Regions from separate parts of the Mus musculus genome. Here region 1 is linked to region 2. A link is a loop called in an ENCODE intact Hi-C map of the cell type or tissue named here. Cell type or tissue: left cerebral cortex. All regions are shown on one strand. Each heading gives the region's core, and the rest is flanking DNA. Links, peaks and the distances in the headings are about the cores only. Region 1 has its middle 97 kb from the start of Tlr4. Region 2 has its middle 170 kb from the start of Gm23738.

The links. A loop is a pair of places that touch in the nucleus more often than their neighbours do. Peaks named below come from ENCODE experiments on the same cell type or tissue, not always from the same donor. Only the 100,000 strongest peaks of a DNase experiment are listed, where the experiment ranks them.
Region 1: a loop joins it to region 2, with 4 times the contacts of the local background. A loop is called at or near these places in 2 of 42 quality-filtered maps.

The regions. Positions count from the first base shown.
Region 1 is chr4:66,921,522-66,926,913 of GRCm38, forward strand. No RefSeq gene overlaps it. Among named protein-coding and RNA genes, the nearest start is that of Tlr4, 97 kb to the left of the region's middle. In left cerebral cortex, for the core only: a CTCF peak has its summit at 2,286 (motif pointing right); DNase peaks (open chromatin) are centred at 2,293 and 4,793.
Region 2 is chr4:68,008,503-68,013,894 of GRCm38, forward strand. No RefSeq gene overlaps it. Among named protein-coding and RNA genes, the nearest start is that of Gm23738, 170 kb to the right of the region's middle. In left cerebral cortex, for the core only: no CTCF peak of the experiment used is centred there; a DNase peak (open chromatin) is centred at 3,071.

The DNA.
Region 1 (5,392 bases), core at 138-5,137, 1.1 Mb before region 2:
TAGTCATTGGCTGGTAAGGTGTCTGTAGCACACACCTTCCACGCACAGGCACTGGAGCCTGCAGGAGCAGCTTTGCTTTCCCTAGCCTTTTCCTTGGCTGCACAGATCACAGGAGGTGCCTCTGCTTCAATTGTCCTCCTACATTGTCTGTCATGATGAAAAATGACCAGTTATTATTTCCTATCTTTGTGTTTGGAGAGCCACAAAAAAAAAATCACTAGCCACGTAAAAATAGCTGCTGTTATTGTAACAGCCTTTTCATTGATGTACTTAAGTGCGCCGCATTTGGCATCGATTGCTAGCATCAGTCTTGGGGAGGACATACTGTATGGAAAGCAAACGTAATGGTGGGAGCAGTACCATCCGGCTGCAGCATGCTGAGTTGTGTCCCCGGAGCTGGAGAGGGAGTGTGTTTGGGTTACAGAGGTATCTTGCCTGGCAGAGTAATCATGCACCTGCAAACATATTTTTCAAGAATATCACCCAATAAAGCAATTCCTGACATCGGATTGCTGGGTTTTCTAACAGGAGACATTTGAAATTTTCACTACCAATTTGACATTCAGTGGACTTTTTCATTCTCTGTCTTTCCATATTTTTAGTCATCCGCAGCAATTGGTACTTAAATGCAAAAAACAAATCAATATTGAAGGTTCTGTTATGTCTTAAATGGGTCCTGTAATGCAGGAAAAGAGCTATTAATCTCTTTCCCTTTTCTTCCTTTCTGCAGGTCTTTTATGATATCCTCTCCCTCCAGGCTCTATGCTTGAGTTGTTTCCTCCCACTCTTTTTCCTTCAAAAAACAAAAGTGAAAGCTGAGGGCCATTGACATTGAAAACAAGGTGCTAAGCATTGTGGGAAATCAAATACTAATCAGGCCTTTAGAGAAGCCTACTGGTCCAGAATTCATACATTTATATGTGTTAATATAAACTAAAAAGCAGATTAAATTGCAAAGAGGTCAGGGAGAGCAGAAAGAAATAGAGGGGCAGAGCTTTGCTTATTTTAACTTAGATCTTGGAACAGCAGAAGGTGAGACCACCCTTTTCTCCTGGTAGAACGTGTGTCTAAGGAATAGAATCTATCCCATGTTCAAGACTGTCTCATCTTCAAGCCAGTGCATTTTATTTACATCGCAGAGATTTTTGCATATGACTCAGGTTTAAACTCAGGACCAGCACACACTGGCTACTAATGTGCTTAAATTCTTCAAAGTTTCGTTATCTCTCTCATAAACCAAAGACTACCAGGATAATTGTAAGCTTTGTTGTGAGATCCTGTGTGTAACGCAGCCCAGAAATCACACATCCACACCCTCTTTTCCCACCCTCAATTCAGTATTCATTGAAGGAAAATCACAGGCACTATTGGAAACCACAAACCCATTTAACAGGTGCAAAGAAATGCATTCTGGCCGGCAGTATGTCTCAAAGGATAGTAACAGCTCAGTTTGGCAGAGAAACAAACTCAACGCAGTAGGTAGGGTTCTTAGAATAATAATCCCAACTGTTAACAAAAGAATCTATCTGCAGGTCCTCTTGAGCAGGCAATTTACATGGAGAACCCCAGAAACTCAGACTTGGTAAATGCTACTCATCCTATAAGGTATATTGTACAATCAGAATGTTCTCTTCTCCTCTAGAGGATGCCCCACAGTCCTCTATCATTTCCTTTCCAAATTTGACCTCCTACTACTTATAAGTTTTAGACACTGTAGCTCAGAAAATAAACCATATGTGCTCAGTGCTACATAGCCAGCTGATAGTAATGACCATGCAAAAAGGAAGCATGTCCTGAAAAGAAAGAGAATGATTTATCTGTCAATTAAAGAGAACTCTCTGAGTAAATCTGAGGTCACTTTCAATGTGGGATAATCATGCCATTATTCTACTTACATGGGACAATGAAGCAGGCAGTTTTCCACCTTTCTCTGTAAGGGATAACATTCTACCAACAAGTGTCTGAGAGTGTGCAATAGAAACTCATGCAGTGAATTATTACATCATGCAGGAACCAGCCATCTAGAAGTGTGGACGAGACATGTTTCACGAGCAAAATGGTAATACAAAATTAAGGGAGGAGGGGGAGAGATGGAAAGAAAGGTGCTGGGTCAAAGGTGAGGGAGAAAAGACACAAGTGGCTGAGAAAGATGGGCTAACTATCTAAAAGGAAAACACAATTAGAGAAAGAAGATCTAATATAAATATGAGAGAGAGAGAGAAAGAGAGAGAGAGAGATCCAATCAGGGAAATGCCTTGTTCCTTCTGCCAGCAACCAGCAGCAGGGGGCATCAGAACTCCATGGAATGTTAGGAGATTGCCAGTGTAGAGAAAGAAAGGAGAAAGAAGAAATAGGAAATAAGAGAATAAGAGAACAGGGCTGAAAAATCTTCCTCATAGTTTTGTATTCAGAGAGAGAAGGGTTGTTATTCCTGGGGCCCTGTGTTTAGGAGTCCAGAAAATTCTCTCAGGTGTATTCCAGCATGCTCATTATTGTCATGGAAGGCATGTGAAGGTCTGTTTAACCTGATAGCAAAGACTGTGCTTAAGGGAAGTTTCAGACGCTTGGGCACTGTATTAGGTAGAACGTAGTCAGTTGCAAAGGGAATACATAAGTGGAACATGCTTACAGTGACACCTGGTTTATGTCACCTTCTCCCAAAACAGAATTGTTCCGACTTTAACAGGTTTGCTCCTAGATGAGGAAGTGGGAGGGGGTAAAATGCATTTTGGGAAGGCAAGATTACCAGATGGATGGTAGAGCACTGATTTGATTGTTTGTTTTGTCTTTATCTTCCCATCAGTCTTTTCCTGCCAGCCTTTTCTAATGTTCTCTACTTTTAAGGGAGATGAACACTGAATCCAAATCCTCCGAGGCACATGCTCTAGCACTAAGCCACATCCTTAGTCCATGCCAACCTTCGAGGAGGAAGCTCAGAGTTAAACTGGGGAGCCTTTCTTACCAGAGGTAACCAATAATTAAGATCTACTTCTAATGTAAAAGGACAGCAGCAGAGGTTTTGCATCCCTGAAGATGGGGAAGGAAATATTCAAATACAAGGACCTATTATCAGAAGGAAGTATTAAATTAAAGGTCGCTGAAGCCATGTCCATTTAAGCTTATTAAGGATGCCTGAAGACTTAAGTTGCTTGAGCTAGCCTTGGCTTCTTTTGTGCTTTCATCAGAAGGCAGTGGCTGTACTTGTTTTGCTCTCTCCAGGACTAGTGATGGTGAACTGAACAGAGAGCAAAGCATTATGCTTTCCACGAGAAAACTAAAAATAAGATGAAGGGGGGGGGGCAATATGTGAATTCAGACCACTGAGTTCTAGTCTTGACCATGGCATTGAGCAAAGAATAGCAATCTTTACCACTCACCATTTACAAAACAACAACAACAACAACAAAAACCGGAGAATGTAATTAAGTTAGTGAATTTTGTAAACTCCATGAGGTCCTCTCTCTTTTGAAAGAGAGTAAGGATGGGTGCTTTACTGTTCTTATTGACAGAAGGTTCATATATCTTAACACTCCTTCCTGAGACAAGCTATACCAGCACCAGGTGTGTTTGGGTAAGTGAGGGGACAAACCAAACAATGCTTATAGACTGATGCAATTGTAGAGCTATATTACAGAGCGATATTTTGCGATTACTGAAACATAAAAGACACTAAATAAACCCTATTCTGGGATGCCAATAAGGTGACTGTGATGACCAATGGCCCTTACTTCATTATAATTTCATTTCCATATCACTAACTTTGCAAAATACTCCCACCATATACTTTATAAATCCCATATAAAGACAAAAGGGAGGGAAAAGAAATAAACACTGTTCAGAATAATCCTTCTCCGAACTGCAGCGTTATGTAGAAGAAGCTGTCCAAAGTCCTAGCTATACAACACTGCTCTGAGAACGCAGCACTTGCCTCTGTAGTTGTGGCCATTTTTCCTGAAAGAAACTTCCTCCAGTTCCTTATTTTCCCTCATTTTCATTTTTTTAATGGATCTAAGAAACTAGAAACACTGGATAGAGGTCTAAATCTGCTATATTTTTGAGACATCCCCAGTCTCTACAACTACAGTATTCTCACAGACCCCTTAATATGAAATTCTGGGTTAGATCATCTTCAAGGTGATATCTGACTCAATTCAACTGAATTTTAAACAGAGCTGTGTTCTCAGATAGAACAGAAAAATCTGTGTATTAAGCAGATATCTCTCCGTTTGCTTAAAGCGCTTCCCCAGAAACACCATGCATGTTTTTCACTATCTCTTTCCCCTAGCTGACTCCTCTCCTCTCCCCTTTTCTTTTTCCAACTCCTCATCTTCCCTCCACTACAGGTAGTCAAGAGTAAGTGTGATTGAAGCCCCTTCTCAATCTGTGTTAGCTGCGGGAAGTGTTGCTATCAGGAAAATGGATGGGACATATATCATTTCTTATCTGCATCTGAAAGAACTTAAATGATTTCTTTCCTCTAACCAAAATAAATCAAAGGAGAGGAAACTTAATTGTAGTCACCAGGTGGTGAATTCAATACATCCACACGAGCCTCTGTGCTGGCACTGGGACATGGGCACCGTCTGTCTCTCCAGGCAGAAGGATAATGGGATTGCAAGAGTCTGGAGAGGGAGAACTCTAGGGATTAGAGCAGTAGCTCCCTGGAGAGAAGAGAACAACCAGACAGGGCCTATTAAATGGAAAGGCCAGAGAAACATTGCCTCTTGTCAGGGCTGGCTCCTTTGTGAGTAGTTTCAGGAAAGCACTCCTGGGGGTTGCTCCCAGAGGCACTGCCCACACAAGGTGAGGAGGGAGCCCGCACACTGATCATTTCCCTCTTCTCAGTGTGTTTGGTTCAACAGCGGACAAAGTTCACACTCAGAATTCAGCCATCTACAACTGAAGTTGACCCTGCTAATTGTTGAAGAGTTTCCATGAATGAGTAGGTAGCAGATGCCAAGAAGAGGCAGAACACTGCTCTAGGTTCTGGACAGGTATCCGGGGAGGGTGGGGAGGAGAGGTAAGCAGCATCCATTTCCTCAAAATTTACTTAAGAAAAATGAAAATATAAATACACACAAAAACACTTGTAAACAAATGATCATGTTGCATTTAAATCAACAACAATCCAGCCAATCCAAAGGCAATGGACAGATCATTATCCCCATTACATGGGAACTATGTTTCCTATTAAAAGAACAGCAGGACTTCAGCAAAACACTTAAAAAGTCAAAGTATTTTTGAAGAAAAATACAATCAGTTACATTTTATATGATTCTACTTATAAGAAAAATATAAACGTATGTACATCTATGCACATACTTATTATTTGTGTGTGTGTGTGTGTGTGTGTGTGTGTGTGTGTGTGTGTGTGTGTGTGTGTTTGACGTTT
Region 2 (5,392 bases), core at 228-5,227:
GTGAACTGTCCTCCTTCCTCTTTGGCTGTAAGACTAACTAGACCTGGTTTTCATCTCTAGAGTTGTTTCTGTTGTTTGACCTTGACAAGGTTTCTGGAGGCATGTCAGTCATAAAATAAGAAAGACTACCCTCAAGATTACTCTAAATAAGCAGCATGATTTGTATAAGTGCTCAGAATATTTTTTTGGCATATTAGATGCAGACAATGAAATCAATGTTAACTTCTTCACTTAGATCATTGAATGGAGGTAAATTAGCATAATATACACATATTTTGAATGCACATTAAAGAGTGTCAAAAATGTACACACTCATGTAACTGGTACTCAAGTCACATTATGTGTATATCTTTATGCACATTTTTATGTTCATCTTTCACTCCTTGATCTCAAGAAGGTTAACATGCAATTCATTTCATTTAGCATGTCATTATTTTGCAAAATAATTTTAATGGAATCATATACTACTGATTTTGTGTATGTGTGTGTGCACGCGCTTTGTGTATGTTTATAAAGATAGTATAATATTAGAAGGATTCATTTTCTATAGAGATTCCAGAATACATACATACATATATATATATATACAGAGAGAGAATATTCTTCTGAATAACTTCCCATTGAATTAGTAATTTAAAGAAAATAATTCCCATTTTCTCTTCCTGAAGGCTGAGCTGTTTTCAGTTCTCACTATTGCAAATAATACTAATATGAATATCCTGATTGCTGACCACATGTTGGAACAGTCTCTAATCCCAATACCAGCTGGAAAACACAACTCTACTTGATGGAGTAGAAAAAAAAATATAAGAAACAAAAAATTAAACAAAGTAATTTTAAAGTTGAACAAGAAGATACGGATGTGTTGTGTGAGTAGAAAGTGGAGGACATGAAGGAGTGAATACATTCAAGTATATACAAGTCTCAATGAATCAATGAAAACAGGCTCATATCATTATTCAAAAAAATTGGTTTTTTTGGTTATATTTTTCTATTTCTTTCCATTGATCTGCATTCGATAGGTTTTAGCAATTAGAAGGGTAATTTACTTTTTCCAAAGAGTCCATTCTTCTTGCAAAAATAGCCCTTGTGCTTTTACTCCTTAGCAGTCTGCTAATTCCAGTAGTTCAACATTCTCATTAATAGTTGGTGTTGTAAGACTTTCTAAACTGTTCTTTAGTCATCCTTTTTGCTGAATATAAACACAATTTTGGATTTAATTGTAATTTTGAATGGCAAATTGAGAAACTTCATTATGCTTTTTATTCATGCTTCATTGTTTGATACCTGTTCAAACAATAAATATGTTAAAATTAGATTTGGGATCACTATATCAACTCACGCATACTCATTATAAGCAGTCCTTTAAAAAATATATATATATTGTTTTTGCCTCTGACATATTTACCACTAAAAATAAAAATTCAAATACTTATTTTTTATGAAATTCAATGGGTATTAATTATATATACCTTATTGAATAATTTTTGTACCGTCAAAATTTTTCTTATGCTTACACTTGAAATTTTCTTTTTTAAAAACTTTTTTATTAGATATTTTCTTCATTTACATTTCAAATGCTATCCCAAAAGTCCCCTATACCTTCCCCCCCACCCTACTCCCCTACCCAGCCACTCCCACTTCTTGGCCCTGGCGTTCCCCTGTACTGGGGCATATAAAGTTTGCAAGACTTGTTGCTTTACCCTATTTTCTTTCTTTCTTTTTTTTTAATACTTTTTATGTGTGTGTGTTACTTTTCTTATTTTAAAACGGCATTAAATACCTTGTTATAGATTAAAAATCTAGATATGTTATCTACTAACTGCAATCTACTCAAGATATTTTCTTTGTATTAAGTTTATTGTCAATTTTCCACATATTTTGATCACTTTCTCAAATTTTTTAATCCTGATGTTAATAAAACTATGCTCATTAATCTGATATTCTAATCATATTAGACAATGCATTTTTAGTTGCATATTTTTGTGAATAGAAAGCAATACCTAGGATTGAGCCTCAGGCATTATTTCTTCTAGCAAGTGTTCTGCCATCTAGTTATATTCCAAACCCTCTTTTTCCTGGGATTTTTTTCCCCTAGAAATGCTTATTAACATATAAGTTAATATTCATCTCTGCTACATTATTATGGATTTTTAGTTTTCCTATTAATTAGTAAGAAGAGTGCTAAAAGTCTTTAAGGTTAGGATTTAATTGTGACCTTTTGGCATGGTATTTGAAATCATGTTTTTAGGTTCTTGTATAATAACATGTCCACACATTGGATAAAAGGAAACTTTTCATTCTGAGACATTATTTTTGACGATCCTCCTAGACTTCAGTTCCATTTTATGTGTTATTAATGCAGGCCCATCTGCTGGGGTAGATATACGATTTTTTTCTGGCACATTGATATTTTGTCTTTCACCTCCAACCTTATCTGTGTCTTTGAAAAGTTTGCGTTTTGCAAATAGCTTATGATTACAACTTCAATACCCAGCTGCTGAAAGTCTCTATGTGCGTCCTTGTTTACAGTCATTTGATAGTAGTATGCAGTCCATTTTTGAATTAGCATAAATTAATGACATTGACGCCCATGATTTATCTCTCCATGCCTCTTTCCTCCCTCTTTTTTCCCTTTCTTCTGATTTACTTCCTCTTCATATCTTCTGCTTTAATTATGCTTTAATTTAATGAGCTTAGATTCCTTTGGAACATTTCATGTGTGTTGAGTCCTAGCCATTTAGAAATATTTGTTTATAATTTTCCTCTGATAGGTGTCCAGGAGATTAATATATTTACTCTAAGACAGTTTTAAACTTTGTACTTATGGATATCTAGCATATGATAAAAGAAAAAACTTTATGATAAAACTTTAGATCTAAAACACCTCTCAGCATCCATACTGCCATGCCAATGCATGTATGTATACATGATGTAATTCCTACTCTGTATCTGGATTTCTTTTCATTCTAAGCCTTCAAGACACTTTTGGAGAGTTAAAATATGGGAAATAAATGCAGTCTATATTTACCACGTGTGCATCATTACCCAAGTCCTCACTTCTTGGTGATTCAAACCTCCAGATGGCATTATTTTCGCATCAGCATGAGAACTGCTTTTAGTTTTCATGTTTAAATTGGCTGGCAATAAATTCTCTCAGATTTGGTTTACAAAAGAAGTGTGTATTTTATTTTATTTGAAAAATGTTTTCACTGGAGAGAAAATACTTGGATAAAAGTTATGGGATTTTTTTAATGTTTTATTTTTCTTGTTTCACTTAAAAATATGTTTATGTGTGCCCTTCATTATAATTACCTTTTTTTAATCAATAGATTTTGCTATAGGAAACTTTGAAGAATATAGTTGTCTTAATTAAATCTTGAAAACAGCAGAAAAAAATAATTTTGAGGAGGGGGTGTGTGTAGGCCCATAGTTCTATTAACGTAATATATCTACTAGGCTTGGACATAAAAATACACATGCAGTTTAATAAACACATATATCTTTTAGAAATCTGTGTTGACTTGTGATATTAGCTTGGTAACTGACACAATATAAATGCATCACAAGGTTATGACATTGAATATATGTCCCACAAATTTAATGTGTATAGAGAAGATGGGAAAATGTAAACTAGTCCACTTGTGCTAGGAAGCTAAGAAATATTGAAAATGAGCAACATTGTGTGGAAAGAATACATGAAAACGTGGGTCTTGAAGGCCAAGGATGGACAGGAAGATGAAATGAAATGCACACAGATGGCAGATAATACAAATCATTACAATAATCATAATATTGGTGTTGATTGTTAGTGTTTACAATGCGACTTAACAGTGAATAAAGGGTTACTGTCAATAACAAGAATACTTTTTGTGACATTATTGAGAGTGCAATTATTTGATTATGTTTAAAAGAAACATGAAAAAAATTGTGGAAAATAAATATAAGCAAGTTTGTAGTAGAAATGTTTCTCTCTGTAGCAGTACTGCCTGTGTTGGCTGCAACACTTTTGAAAGTGGTTCCTGAACATTGCCTGGTCAGCAGGATAGACTTAGCCCTAAGCAAGAGCTGCTAGTGAGCTGGCCCCAAGGGTGTGGAAGGTTTGCCACAACAACATGAAAGAAGGGAGTGTTGTTTGTATATGAATAAGTTAAATAGGTGAGGAGAGATGAAGCCTACAATGGAAGTTGTTATTTCTATGTCTGGTGTTTGTAATGATAATAAAGTTAACTCCCAAATTCTATGTGAGGAGATTTTTTAAAATACATTTTTAATATATTAAAAATATTATATGCCTATGTATACTTATTGAAACAAATATTTTTAAATCTTACCTGCATTTTATTAGATATTTTCTTTATTTATATTTCAAATGTTATCTCCTTTCCTGGCTTACCCTCAGAAAAACTCTCTATACAGTCCCTTCTCCCCCACCTACTCCTGCTTCCTGGCCCTGCCATTCCCCTATACAGGAATCATCCAACCTTCTCAGGGCCAAGGGCCTCTCCTCCCATTGATGACCAACTAGGCCATCCTCTGCTACATATGCAGCTAGAGACATGAGTCCCACCATGTGTTTTCTTTGGTTGGTGGTTTAGTCCCAGATACCTCTGGGGGTACTGGTTAGTTCATATTGTTCCTCCTACAGAGCTGCAAACCACTTCAGCTCCTTGGGTACTTTCTCTAGCTCCTTCATTGGGGACCTTGTACTCCATCCAATGGATGCTTGTGAGCATCCACTTCCATATTTGTCAGGCACTGGAAGAGCCTCACAGGAGACAGCCATATCACACTCCTGTCAGCAAGCTCTTGTTGGCATCCACCACAGTGCCTGGGTTTGCTGATTGCTTATTGGATGCATCTCCAGGTGGGGCAGTCTCTGGATGGTCATTGCTGCAGTCTCTGCTCCACAATTTGTCTCTGTAAGTCCTTCCATGGATATTTTGCCCTTCTAAGAAGGATCAAAGTATCCAAACCTTGGTCTTCCTTCTTCTTTTGTTTTATGTGTTATGTGTTTTGTGAATTGTATCTTGGCTATTCTGAGCTTCTTGGCTAATATTCATTTATCAGTGAGTGCATATTATGTGTGTTCTTTTTTTATTGGGTTACTTGATGAGATTTCTTACTTACTTTTGTTTCCTTAAATGCATCATATACAAGGAAAGTAGCTGAATGTGAAGATGGCAATAGACAGTTTGGGGGATTGAAAAGGACATAAAAGCCACCTAACTAGACATATAGCTATATTAAAGGCTGCTCAGGATCAGCAAATACAGAAAGGTCATACAATATCATCAGGGATACACTGAAACTGATATATGCACAGATAAAGTACAGCAAACCTGCATATCTCTTTATTTCCTAAATCACTGAGCTGCTGATGGACAGAATA